3 separate regions of the Homo sapiens genome follow, and regions 1 and 2 are each linked to region 3. A link is a contact called in ENCODE Hi-C or POLR2A ChIA-PET data. All regions are on one chromosome and are shown on one strand. Each heading gives the region's core, a stretch centred on a gene start or an enhancer-like site at or near the end of the contact. The rest is flanking DNA. Distances are from core to core; before and after follow the strand shown.

Region 1 (3,952 bases), core at 778-3,277, 270 kb after region 3:
GACTTTGTGTGTGCGATTTTCTTTTTTGTTATTTTCTTTTCTGAAAGACACAAAAAAGCATTAAGCACAAAAGAACAAAATTAATAAATTGGACTTAATCAAAAGTAAAAACTCCTGCTCTGTGAAAGACAACATATTTAAATATTAAAAAGGCAAGTTTCAGATACATGTATATAATATATAGTTACATAGTCATTCATATATATACACACACACACACACACACACACACATATGTATACACACACACGGACATACACACATCTGACAAGGAATTTTTTTCTTTTTTTTTTGAGACAGAGTCTCACTCTGCCACCCAGGCTGGAGTGCAGTGATATGATCTTGGCTGACTGCAACCTCCGCCTCCCGGGTTCAAGCAATTCTCCTGTCTCAGCCTCCCAAGTAGCTGGGATTGCAGGTGTCTGTCACCATGTCTGGCTAAATTTTGTACTTTTGGTAAAAACGGGGTTTCACCATGTTGGCCAGGCTGGTTTCAAACTCCTGACCTCAAGTAATCCACCCACCTCGACATCCCAAAGTGCTGGGATTACAGGCGTAAGCCACTGCGCCCAGCCCTGACAAGGAATTTATATCGAGAATATAAGAACTCCTATAACTCATTCAGAAACAGATAAGAGGCCCGATTTTTTTTAAATGGGCAAAATATTTAAACATCCATTTCACAAAAGAGGATTATGGGCAGCTAATAAATACGTAACAATATCTTCAACATAATCAATCTTCAGGGAAATGTAAATTAAAATTATGAGACAACATGAACTAAAACTTATGTGTAATGGTTAAAATTTGAAACACTGATAATAGTGTTAATGAGGATGTAGAACAACCGAAACTCCAACAGTGTTAGTGGGAATATAAAATAGTACCACTTGGAAAAACAGTTTGGCAATTTCTTAAAAAGTTAAACACATGCTTTGCATACAACCCAGAAATTTCATTCACAGGAAATAAAACATTTGAGAGAAAAACAAAAGTATATGTCTAAACAAAGAGTTGTACACAAATGTTCATAGCATTTTTCATAATCGCTCAAAATTGGAAGCCACACAAATGTCTATCAGGGGGAATGGTGAATAAATTGTTGTATATCAATACAACAGAGTACTACTCGGCAATAAAAAGAAACAAACCCCTGATGTATGCAACAGTATGGATAAATCTCAGAAGTGTTATGCTGAGCAAAAGAGCCCAGACCCAAAGTGTACACAGTGTGTGTGTGTATACACACAGACACATACCCCTTAGAATATCTATCTATAAATCAGAATATGATACTTAATAGTGCTCCAATAACGTTACTTGTCTCTAAGTTCCACCCAAGAGATGACAGAATCAGAAGGTTCTGATATTTCTTGGAGATCTTTAGCCAGCCCTCTGAACCCTAACAGTTCAGAAGTAATTACGGCCCGAGTTACAGATCAAGCCAGCAGACACTACTTTCTTCTCTGAGTAATAAGACAAAACACAGGAAGCTGCGGCTTGGCAGTGATTCTTTGATAAAAGGAAAGCTTGTAGAACAAACCATAGGGAGGGAGAGGGATAGGAAGGAAGGAAGGAAGACACAAGTAGAATTGTGAATAATTAGGTTTCTCCCTTCTGCTTTGACTCCAGGTTTTTTCTTCAGTTCTATGATTGGTCATGTCTATAGGTAACAAATAATTACTGTGTTCAGTGCAGGATAGCCTGGTGGAAGGCAAACAGCCCTTGAAGCTCTCAGATCTAGGCTTCAATGCCAACTTTTCTATTGCATGGCTGAGTGATCCTCAGCAGGAGACACAGGATCTCCGTATTGCAGTCTCCTCATCTCCAAGATGAGGATAATAAAAGAATCTAGCTTACAGGGGCATCCTGGGGATTAAACAGCACAGGCTTCCATTGAAATGTATTAGAAACTGGGTAGTCAAAAACTGGAGTATTCAAGTGTGTGACCAAGAATAGACACAGGCTGCACAGAGCTCAGGGCCCAGTCCAGATTGGACGAGAAAGTTCCCTAGGCCAAGCTGGCTAAGCACCGCAGGTACCATTATAACGCCAGCCCTGAGGGATGTGAGCCAACTACTTAAGAATTAGAGAGGCCATAAAAGGCTTCGGCCTCCTCCACCCAATTCCTCAGCCACTTTCCTCCCAGAGGACCTAAGCTCTGTCCCCTACCACTGTTTGTCCTCTTGGTACTGGAATCCCCAGAGCAGAATGTGAGTGTGTCCTCCACCTGGGGAAGGATTGCGTCACAAGCTGGGTGCCTCCTGTGAAGTGTTTGCCCTGCTTGGGCTTAGTAAATACAAATGGCGGCCACCATCTGCTCTTGACCCTTCTGCTCCACGAGCGCGGAGGCTCCCTGGCCCAGTTGGTACTGGGTGCTTCTCCGCAGCGGCCGCCAGGGGGAGCCTGGGCCGAGAGCTCTGGGAAATCGAACAACTCGTTGAGGTCTTAGTTATGGTAGAAAACCTTGAAGTGGTGTTAGGTCAGCACCTGCGAGGGTCTCATTCTAAATACACCAGTATTTGGAGGATGTTTGAGAAAGGGAAATTGTCCAACAGTTAAGTAAAAAGAGCTGGAAACAAATTATCTCCATACTCTCCCTTCACTGGCTGAGAGACTAGTCTGGGTCTTCCCTGACTGCCCAATTTACATTCAGATGCTATGCAGTGGAGCCAGGTGCCGTGGGTCATGCTTGTAATCCCAGCACCTTAGGAGGCTGACGCAGGAGGATGACTTGAGCCCAGGAGTTTAAGGCTGCAGTGAGCCGTGATCACACCACTGTACTTCATCCAGCCTGGACAACAGTGTAAGACCCTATCTTAAAAAAAAAAAAAAAAAAAAAAAAAAAAAAAAACTGTGTAGTGGAAAGAACAAGAATCAGAAGTCATGGGTGGATCCAAGACTGTTCTGGACCCTCCCTAGTTATGAGAACTTGGACATGTCTCTATTTCCCTGAGCCTTTGTTTTTTAATAATGTCTGTTACCATTCATCAGTTATTTTCCATATGCCATGCTGCCAAAAATTATCTCATTCAATCCTTGCCATAATTACATGAACAAAGTGTTTGCTATGTACAGTTTATAGATTAAGAACTGAGGCATAAAAAGTAGCTTACCCGAGGTTTTTAATCTACTAGTTGTTCAGATCTTTCTGACTTCAAAGAGTATGCTGAAGCCCTCTTCTATTTCCACTATACTCTCATTTTCAAATGAGCAATAGTAATAATAATAATATTGCCTTTATAACAGATTTTTACTTGCAAACTTGAAAGTTATTCAAATGATTATATTCTAAGTTTCTTGTTGTATGTTTTGGGATCTGCAATGAGCTGAATGACATATGAATGTCTCAAAATTCATATGTTAAAATCTCAATCCCCAATATAATGGTATTAGGAAATGGGACCTTTGGGAGGTGATTCAGTCATGAGAGTGGAGCCCTCATGGATGGGATTAGTGCCCTTATAAAAGGGACCTCAGAGTGCTCTCTAGGGCACCCCCCACCGCTTTTTTTTTTCCACCATGTGAAGACACAATGAGAAGACAGCAGTCTGCAACACAGAAGAGGGCCCTCATCAGAACCTGACCATGTAGGCACCTTGATTTCAGACTTCCAGCCTCCAGAACTGTGAGAAATAAATGTCCATCATTTATAAGCCACCGAGTCTGTTACTTTATTGTAGGAGCCGAAACTGATTAACACAAGGTCTAAAGGTCACTTTGCAAAGGGCTATGACATGGTATGTGAGTAGAGAGAGAAAAGGTCTGTGGAAAGGGCTGAAGGCAAGGCTGTGATCACAAGCGTGACAAGGGCCTGAGCAGAGCCCATCTCGGGAACCTCGGGCAGGCAACAGCCTTGCCCCTCTGCCTTCTCCCCTTGCCTGATGCTGATACTGTTATAGAACAGCCCTATCTCCTTCCTGGCCACTCCTTTGCCCGTGGAAGAGAAGCC
Region 2 (3,502 bases), core at 540-3,039, 280 kb before region 3:
ATAAAAATAAATTTAATAATAATACATTTAATAAGATATATCCAATATCTTGTCATTTTAAAATGTAATTAAAATAAAATTCAGTAATTAAAATTCATCAACTTCCCTAAGAGCTGGAAAATTAATGAAATATTTTATATTCTTGTTTTCTATGCTGCTTGAAATTCTGTGTGTATTTTACACCCACAGCACATCTCAATTTGGACTCACCACATTTCAAGCCCTAAATAGCCACATGTGGCTAGTGGCTACTGCACGGCACAGCACAGGGCTGGTGCAAGGAAAGGCGCTCACACACATATACACAATACACACACATACACAAATACACACACACACACATATCCACACACATACAAACACACACATGCACATACACACACATGCACACACACACACAAACATATATACACACACACATATACACACCCAGAGGTCAGTAAGTTACTGGTCAGTAACTTTATAAGGGGCACAAAGTTGATGGGTGATATGGTTGGGCTCTCTGTCCCCACCCAAATCTCATCTAGAATTGTAATCCCCACGTGTGGAGGAAGGGACTTGGTAGGAGGTGATTGGATCATGGGGGCTGTTTTCCCCCTTGCCATTCTAGTGATAGTGAGTTCTCATGAGATCTAATGGTTTAAAAGCGTGTGGTAGATTCCCTTGCTCTCTGTCCTGCCACCATGTGAAGAAGGTCCTTGCTTCCTCTTCGCCTTCCGCCATGATTGTTAGTGTCATGAGGCTTCCCAGTCATGCTTCCTGTTAAGCCTGTGGAACTGTGAGTCAGTTAAACCTCTTTTCTTTATAAATTACCCCGTCTCAGGCAGTTCTTTACAGCAGTGTGAAAATGGAGTAATACAGTGGGGGAGGCTAACTTGGACTGGGAAGGTAAGAAAAGTCCTCTTGGAGGAGGTGGTGTTTAAACCTGGCTGGCTGGCTGCATGAGACTTGAAAGTGAAGCGATGGGGAAAGGCTGGAGGGTGGGAGAGGGGTTGGCCTGTCCATGCACCATCCAGGCACCTTCTGATAGAATGAGAGTGAGTGAACTATAGCTCTCAAGCCAAACTCTGCCTGCCACCTGTGTCTGTATGCCCTAAGAGCTAAGAATGGTTTTCACATTTTCTTTTAGACAGGGTCTTGTTCCAGTGCCCAGGTGGGAGTGTAGTGGCATGATCTCGGTTCACTGCAGCCTTGATCTCTGGGGCTCATTCGATCCTCCTACCTCAGCCTCCTCACCTCAGCAGCCTCACCACCTCCCTCATCTCCACTCAACCTCTCCACTCCAGCCACGCTGACCGCTTTAATGCCCTGGTGATCACCCTCCCCTTCTCCTCCAGGGCTTTCCCTGGCTGCCCCCTCCACTGCAAAGTCCTTTCCTATCTCCTCTCTCCCTGTGGCCAACTCCTCCACTTCAGAGACCAGCCTTGACTTCACATCCTCTCCTGCTTCCCAGTTACCTCCAAAAGGGCCTCTGCCAAGCCATCCTCTCTGGTTTCTCTCTGAAAATCCAGGGTTGGCACAGTGTGAAGAGTGCACAGGGGCCTAGAGGCCTGGGCTCTGGAATGCTCCCGTTTCCAGACTCAGCTGCCTCCCCTGCCTCTTCCCCAGGGCTGCCAGTAAAGTGCCTTTTCCCTGCAGGAAAAAGAGCTGCCCCAGTTGGGCCTGGAAAAAGGGCAGGCATTCCCTCACTTGGCTGGCCAGGGGGGCTGGAAGTCTTTGACAGCCCTGCGGTCAGTCCCAGGGCCAAGTCCTTGTCCCCTCCTGGCAAATTTATGCGCACCTGAACTCTGCAGGATGCCCAGGAGGGGGCGCCAAAGTGCTGCCAAAAAAGAACAGTTTGGGGCATATGAATCAGATGGCCTCGTGGGAGTGCTTAGTGAGGGCTGGCTCTGAGTTCTTTTTACCCCAGCCCCTGCCCAGGGCCAGGCACTGTGTGTGGAATGGAGGAAAGGACACCATGCAAGAACTGACAAGGTCCTGCACATCTCCTATGCTGGCATTTCTTACGATCACAATGACTTTGGTGTTCCAGGCCCAGAGGCTGGGAGCTGGCAGGAAGCTTGACCATTGTGAAGAGCTAGTGTGCCTAAAGTGGCCTACAGATTTGTTGAGGGAGGCTAGGTGGGGTCAGGAAGGCAGGACCCCTTGAGCCAGTTGCCTCTGGCAGCAAACAGTCTCATTATTGCGTAATTAGTATTTTCTATGTTGACTTGACATGGACGTGGTTGGGAAGCACTATCCAATATGGAAGCCACTAGCTACATGTGACCACAGTACTTACGTTTTAATTAAGATTAAATAAGCAGGCTGGGGGGTGGTAGCTCATACCTATAATCCCAGCACTTTGGGAGGCTGAGGTGGGCAGATCTCTTGACCCCAGGAGTCTGAGACCAGGCTGGGCAACTTGTTGAAACCTGTCTCTACCAAAATACTTAGCCGGGCATGGTGGTGCATACCTATAGTCCTAGCTACTTGGGAGGCTGAGGTGGGAGAATCACCTGAGCCCAGGAAGTTGAGGCTACGATGAGCCAAGATCACGCCACTGCACTCCAGCCTGGGTGACAGAGCAAGACCCTGTCTCAAATAAATAAACAAATTAAGATAAAATAAAATTTAAAATCCAGTTCTTTACTTCATTAGCCACATTTCAAGTACTCGATGGCCACATGTGGCCAGTGGCTCTCATGTCAGCACAGAAATAAACATTTCCATCATTGAAAGTTCTGTTGGACAGTGCCACCCTAGAACTTGCTCTGATCTCTTGTGGGTAGGGTGTGCTTTAGAATTTCAGAGAGTTCACTGTTAGCATGCTGCCTCCCATGGATATGGTTGTTACAAGGTTATGAGAAAGGCAGTCAGACCCACCTAGGATTAACCCCTGATTTTGCTGGTTACAAGCAAAGTGTCCTCTATGCAAGGGCTCTGCAGGGCTGACACGGGACTTGAGCATCCGCAGACTTTGGTATTCAAGGGGATCAGGCAACCAAACCCCCACAGTTAGCAAGAGACAACTGGACTACTTTTGTGGCTTCAGAGAAGTCACTTAATCTCTTTCAATCTCTGTTTTCTCATCTCTAAACTGGGGATAATATCACCCTGCCGCCACAGTTATTATTAGATGAGCTAAGACAGATAAATCACAAAACGCAGTGCCTAGGACACAGTTTTGCGGCCTTACCGCCCCAGCCGAGTGTGCCTTTCTGCGTGCACTCACCCACAAGCCCTCATCCCCTGGCTATACTGTGTCCAGACCTGTGTCGGGTTCCACATCTCGTTCAAAGGCAGCACCGGGCTTGATTCTTGCACCGGGCTTGATTCTTGCCTAGAAGGAGATTGCAATCTAGGTCAGAAGGCAAGATAAGGCCCATGAAGCAACCTGAAAACAATTCTTAGGCAACACACAGGGCAGTGTGTCATCCCGTGAGCCAGAGTCTGATGGGAAAGTAGTGTGGGGTGGGAGGCTCTTCTAAGTCCTCGTAGAGAAAGTGGGTGAGATTAGAAC
Region 3 (3,736 bases), core at 810-3,309:
TGGAAAGACATGAAATATCTTCACAAATGAGCTAGTGAAGGGTTTTCAGGTAAGGAGTGGCTTAAAGAAACCTACATTTTCGGAAATCTTCCAGTAGGGGTGTGGCTCATGAATTGGGGGGCCCTAAGAGTTTGTTGGGGGTATTGTCTCTTTAGTTTTATAATGTGATGTCTTCAGCCTTCAGCATTTGAGATATAAAAGGTGAAAAACTGAGCACTGAAATAATGTGCAATAATATAAACAACAGGTTACTTGTTACTTAACAAGTGAAACATTAGGATTTCAATTCTTTAAGAGTCCAGTTACATGAGAGCGATGAAACTAGCAGGTGCAGACCCAGATTTCCTGAGGCCTGGAGTTCATGCAAAGTCATGCATGTAAAATTGTGAGGGCTGCTTCCAGAACCTTGCAAGGACCCATCCAAGTAAGGGGTCCTGAGGTTTCAGTTTCATTAACTGCATGGTTAATTTAGCAACTAGATTTCAGGGAAATGCTAGAGTCAGACTTTACCTCTTCTGTGCTTCAGTTTTCTTGTTGGTAAATTGGGAGTGCTAATAATACTTGTTACTTGTATTTGTGGTGAGGATTAGCTAAAATAATTTATGTAATATCCATAGCCAGTGCCTGGCATGGAGCAGATGATTAATCAATACCTGTTTGTTTTTTTTACTACAATGCACTGGATTTCCTTGCAAAGATGACCCAAATTTGCTCATTAGAAATAGGCTTATTACAAATATAAAGAGTTTCTTGCTGCCTGGACTGAGAGTCACTGTCCATCTCTACAGCTGCTGTGGGACTTTTGGTAGAATGAACTGCCCTTGTTTGGTGCTTGGTCATATTCCCAGTCCAGAAGGCTCTGGTCCTTGTCTTTGACAATCTGCTGATCTCAGTGAGAGCATTAGAAAAGAAGAGGAAAAACCAGAAAAGCCAGGGCGTGCTTCAGTTTGCCGCCAGCAACACAGGCCAAGAGGTGGCATGGTGGGAAGTGGGGAGCTGTGGGCGCCAATAAGCCAATAAGCCCTGTGTTCAAATTCTATTCCACTCCGCTTAGGCTGAATAGTCCTGGGAAAATCACTTAACCTCTCTGGTCCTAGATTTTTTATCTGAAAAGTGAAGATAATAATCCCCATATTATCAGGTCATTTTGAGAATTAGAAGTGTTGATAGGCAAAGTCTCTACCGGAGTATTGCCTAGGTTGTAGGCATTTAGTAAACACTACTCATATCATTTTACAAAATATTACTAAGTATCCACACACATCTTCTTTTAAAGAATTTGTCTAATTTTTACTGCTTGAAATTTAAATGATAGAAACCAAAATTGTAAAGCATCTTCTGAAAATCTTCCTCATCCCCAAATATGAAAAAAAAAAAAAAAAAAAAAGAAAAGAGAGAGCTAGTTTGAGTTATAGCAAAAGAAATCTGGCCAGCTTGTGATGTTTCGGAGGTGTGCCAAGCCAGACAGAAGATGGATTCCATTCATTCCCTTTATATCCTTGGTAATTTAATTCCCCTGTTAAGTTTATGGGCCTTTTTCCCATGATTGTCCTTGTGTGGGTGACAGATGCAGATCAACAAGGGGCTGGAGACTAAAAGAGTCAAGACGGGAGAGTGGCCTCAAAAGCAACCAAATGGAAGTTTTGCAGACCAGCCACCAAAATTAATATACTCTAACTTGTAATAACATTTGTGCAATAATAATATTCCTTGGTGGTTTAATATTCTATTCAGTCCCTTTAAGAGATTGCCCTGTTGCTTAATGAATGACCAACGCTTATTAGGTTAAGTTGTATTTGAGCTGGCCTGTGCTGCTCCGGTTCAAGTGATTTAATGGGAATTATTTAATAGGTATTATTAGGATAATTAGAAAATGATCACAGTTAGGCAATAATATTGAGCTATAAAGGTTGTGAATAACCAAATTTAGAGACAGACCTGAAAACATGAGTAGTCTGCGACAGTTATGCAAGGCTCCTCTGATAATTATGTAGGCAGCCTGAAAGGGGCTTTTGTTCTGGGAGTTATTCATTAGGCGGGCATTGAATTAGAGGAACATGCGGGGGTGCGGGATGGAGGGCAATGATGGCTGATGAGCAAAATGAGGCTTTGATGAGCTCCTCATTGTCGTGACAACAATTCCTGCTTTCTTTTTTTACAGCAGTCAGAAATAAGCTCTCCCGCCCCCGGGAAGGGTTTTTCCCCATTTTGTCAAGGAAAGGGAAACAAAGGAAAACAAAAATCTAATAATCCACCCCAGATGACAAATCATTATGTTTTGCAGGACGTGGAGAGAGAGAGAGAGAGACAGAGAGAGAGAGAGAGGGAGAGACAGACAGAGAGAGAGAGAGACAGAGAGAGGGGTAGAGAGAGAGAGAGAGAGAGACAGAGAGAGAGAGAGAGAGTGTGTGTGTGTGTGTGTGTGTGTGTGTGTGTCTGTATGTGTGTGTCTGTGTGTGTGATGTCTTTGACAGAGGTAAGAGAGTCCCCTCTTGGTCCTAGCTGCCCAGGTGAAGGACCAGGATATGCAGTAACCTGATTCCTGGGGGCCCTACCACCTTCTGGAAAGAGGCCAAGCCCAGCTCTGCAGCCACTTAGACTCTTATTGGTTGAGGCACTGTTACCTACTGGCTTGTTGCTTGTCAATATGATGATCAGTGTTACATACTAGGGGCATGGAATACCCCAGTCTAGCAAGAGACCACCATTCAAATTTAAATGGTCTGGATAACACAATCTGGGCTTTCTTTCAATACCTGGAATCTGATGAAAACTGAGTAACTTCGAAAGAGAAAGGATTTCTCCCCAGGGGAGGTCGATGAGAATAATTATTCCCTTATAGCTTTACCAGCTTTGGGGAAGATTTACCAGCTAGTTGTCTGCATGGAGCTTCTTGCCTTTTTTGGAGCCAGATGGTTTCTTCTTCCCGGAGATTGAGGGGTTTACCAAGAAAAATTAGGATGCACAAAGTGCCAGCAGGTGGCAGCAGGAGCACACATTATGTGAGAAATGCTAGCGAAAGCCTCTCCAGGACCGGGGAGGTAGCTGAGCTTACACTCCATGGTTTTCACTGCTGCTGAGGACCCGAGGAATAAAAATTCCTGGATAATGTACAGTGAGGTGTCCTGGACAGAGCACAGGCATTAGAATCAGACACTCCTGAGTTTGAATCCCAATGTAGTCCTTATACAATTATTTACTTTTCTGCGAAATTTTCTCATCTGTAAAATTGAATGAATAATACCAACCTCACAGAGGTGGTATGAAGAAAAGATGAAGTGAAATAATGTTAGTAAAGCACCCACAAAAGGGCCTGAAATAAAATAGGTATCCAAAAATATTCCTTCTCTTTTCTTTTATGTCCCTATTATTATAAAACACAGCTGGATGGTCAATGACTTCTCAAATTGTATTTATTTGTTTGTTCATCCATTCACATTCATTTGTAACTATACTCCCTACAAGAGATTTAAGCCGGTTTCTCTAAATATTTGTAATACATGAATTTTGCATGCCTGATCCAAACAAGGATCTCAATGAGGACTCATTGTTATCACTCCCACACCCCCGCCACCACCGCCCCCAAAAAACAGTAATGCAATAAAAGCTGTTCAACAAAGATAGCAGACTATGGGTTTTGAGGCATGCCTCTCTGACACTCTGCCACAATTTGGGAATGGGTTTTAGGAAATAGATATTCTTTAGGTTTCCTTCCATAACTATTTGTTCTCAAAAG

What was found. Hi-C counts contacts between places; a loop is a spot of excess contacts on that map. ChIA-PET counts read pairs that join two places held with the same protein, here RNA polymerase II (POLR2A). Pooled maps may share reads with other maps.
Region 1: a loop to region 3 is called in a map of CD4-positive, alpha-beta memory T cell, with 19 times the contacts of the local background. The contact joins two enhancer-like sites. A Hi-C loop is called at or near these places in 12 of 168 maps with a recorded cell type or tissue (CD4-positive, alpha-beta T cell, CD4-positive, alpha-beta memory T cell, CD8-positive, alpha-beta T cell and 8 more), 21 of 37 single-sample maps with no recorded cell type and 24 of 50 pooled maps.
Region 2: a map of MCF 10A shows a loop between it and region 3 (14-fold over the local background). The contact joins two enhancer-like sites. A Hi-C loop is called at or near these places in 2 of 168 maps with a recorded cell type or tissue (MCF 10A and mammary epithelial cell) and 7 of 50 pooled maps. POLR2A ChIA-PET finds 5 or more read pairs at or near these places in 1 of 52 experiments (AG04449).

Annotation. Positions count from the first base shown.
Region 1 is chr11:12,597,289-12,601,240 of GRCh38, forward strand. No RefSeq gene overlaps it. Among named protein-coding and RNA genes, the nearest start is that of TEAD1, 75 kb to the right of the region's middle. RefSeq lists an enhancer at 2,234-2,528. Within about 2 kb of position 2,028, at least 2 of the 41 ENCODE cell types and tissues checked have a DNase peak (open chromatin) inside an H3K27ac peak, as active enhancers do.
Region 2 is chr11:12,045,747-12,049,248 of GRCh38, forward strand. All of the region lies in intron 1 of LINC02547 (long intergenic non-protein coding RNA 2547), which reads left to right. Among named protein-coding and RNA genes, the nearest start is that of LINC02547, 17 kb to the left of the region's middle. Within about 2 kb of position 1,790, at least 5 of the 41 ENCODE cell types and tissues checked have a DNase peak (open chromatin) inside an H3K27ac peak, as active enhancers do.
Region 3 is chr11:12,328,497-12,332,232 of GRCh38, forward strand. It overlaps a transcript of MICAL2 not described here. Among named protein-coding and RNA genes, the nearest start is that of PARVA, 47 kb to the right of the region's middle. RefSeq lists an enhancer at 1,974-2,475. Within about 2 kb of position 2,060, at least 3 of the 41 ENCODE cell types and tissues checked have a DNase peak (open chromatin) inside an H3K27ac peak, as active enhancers do.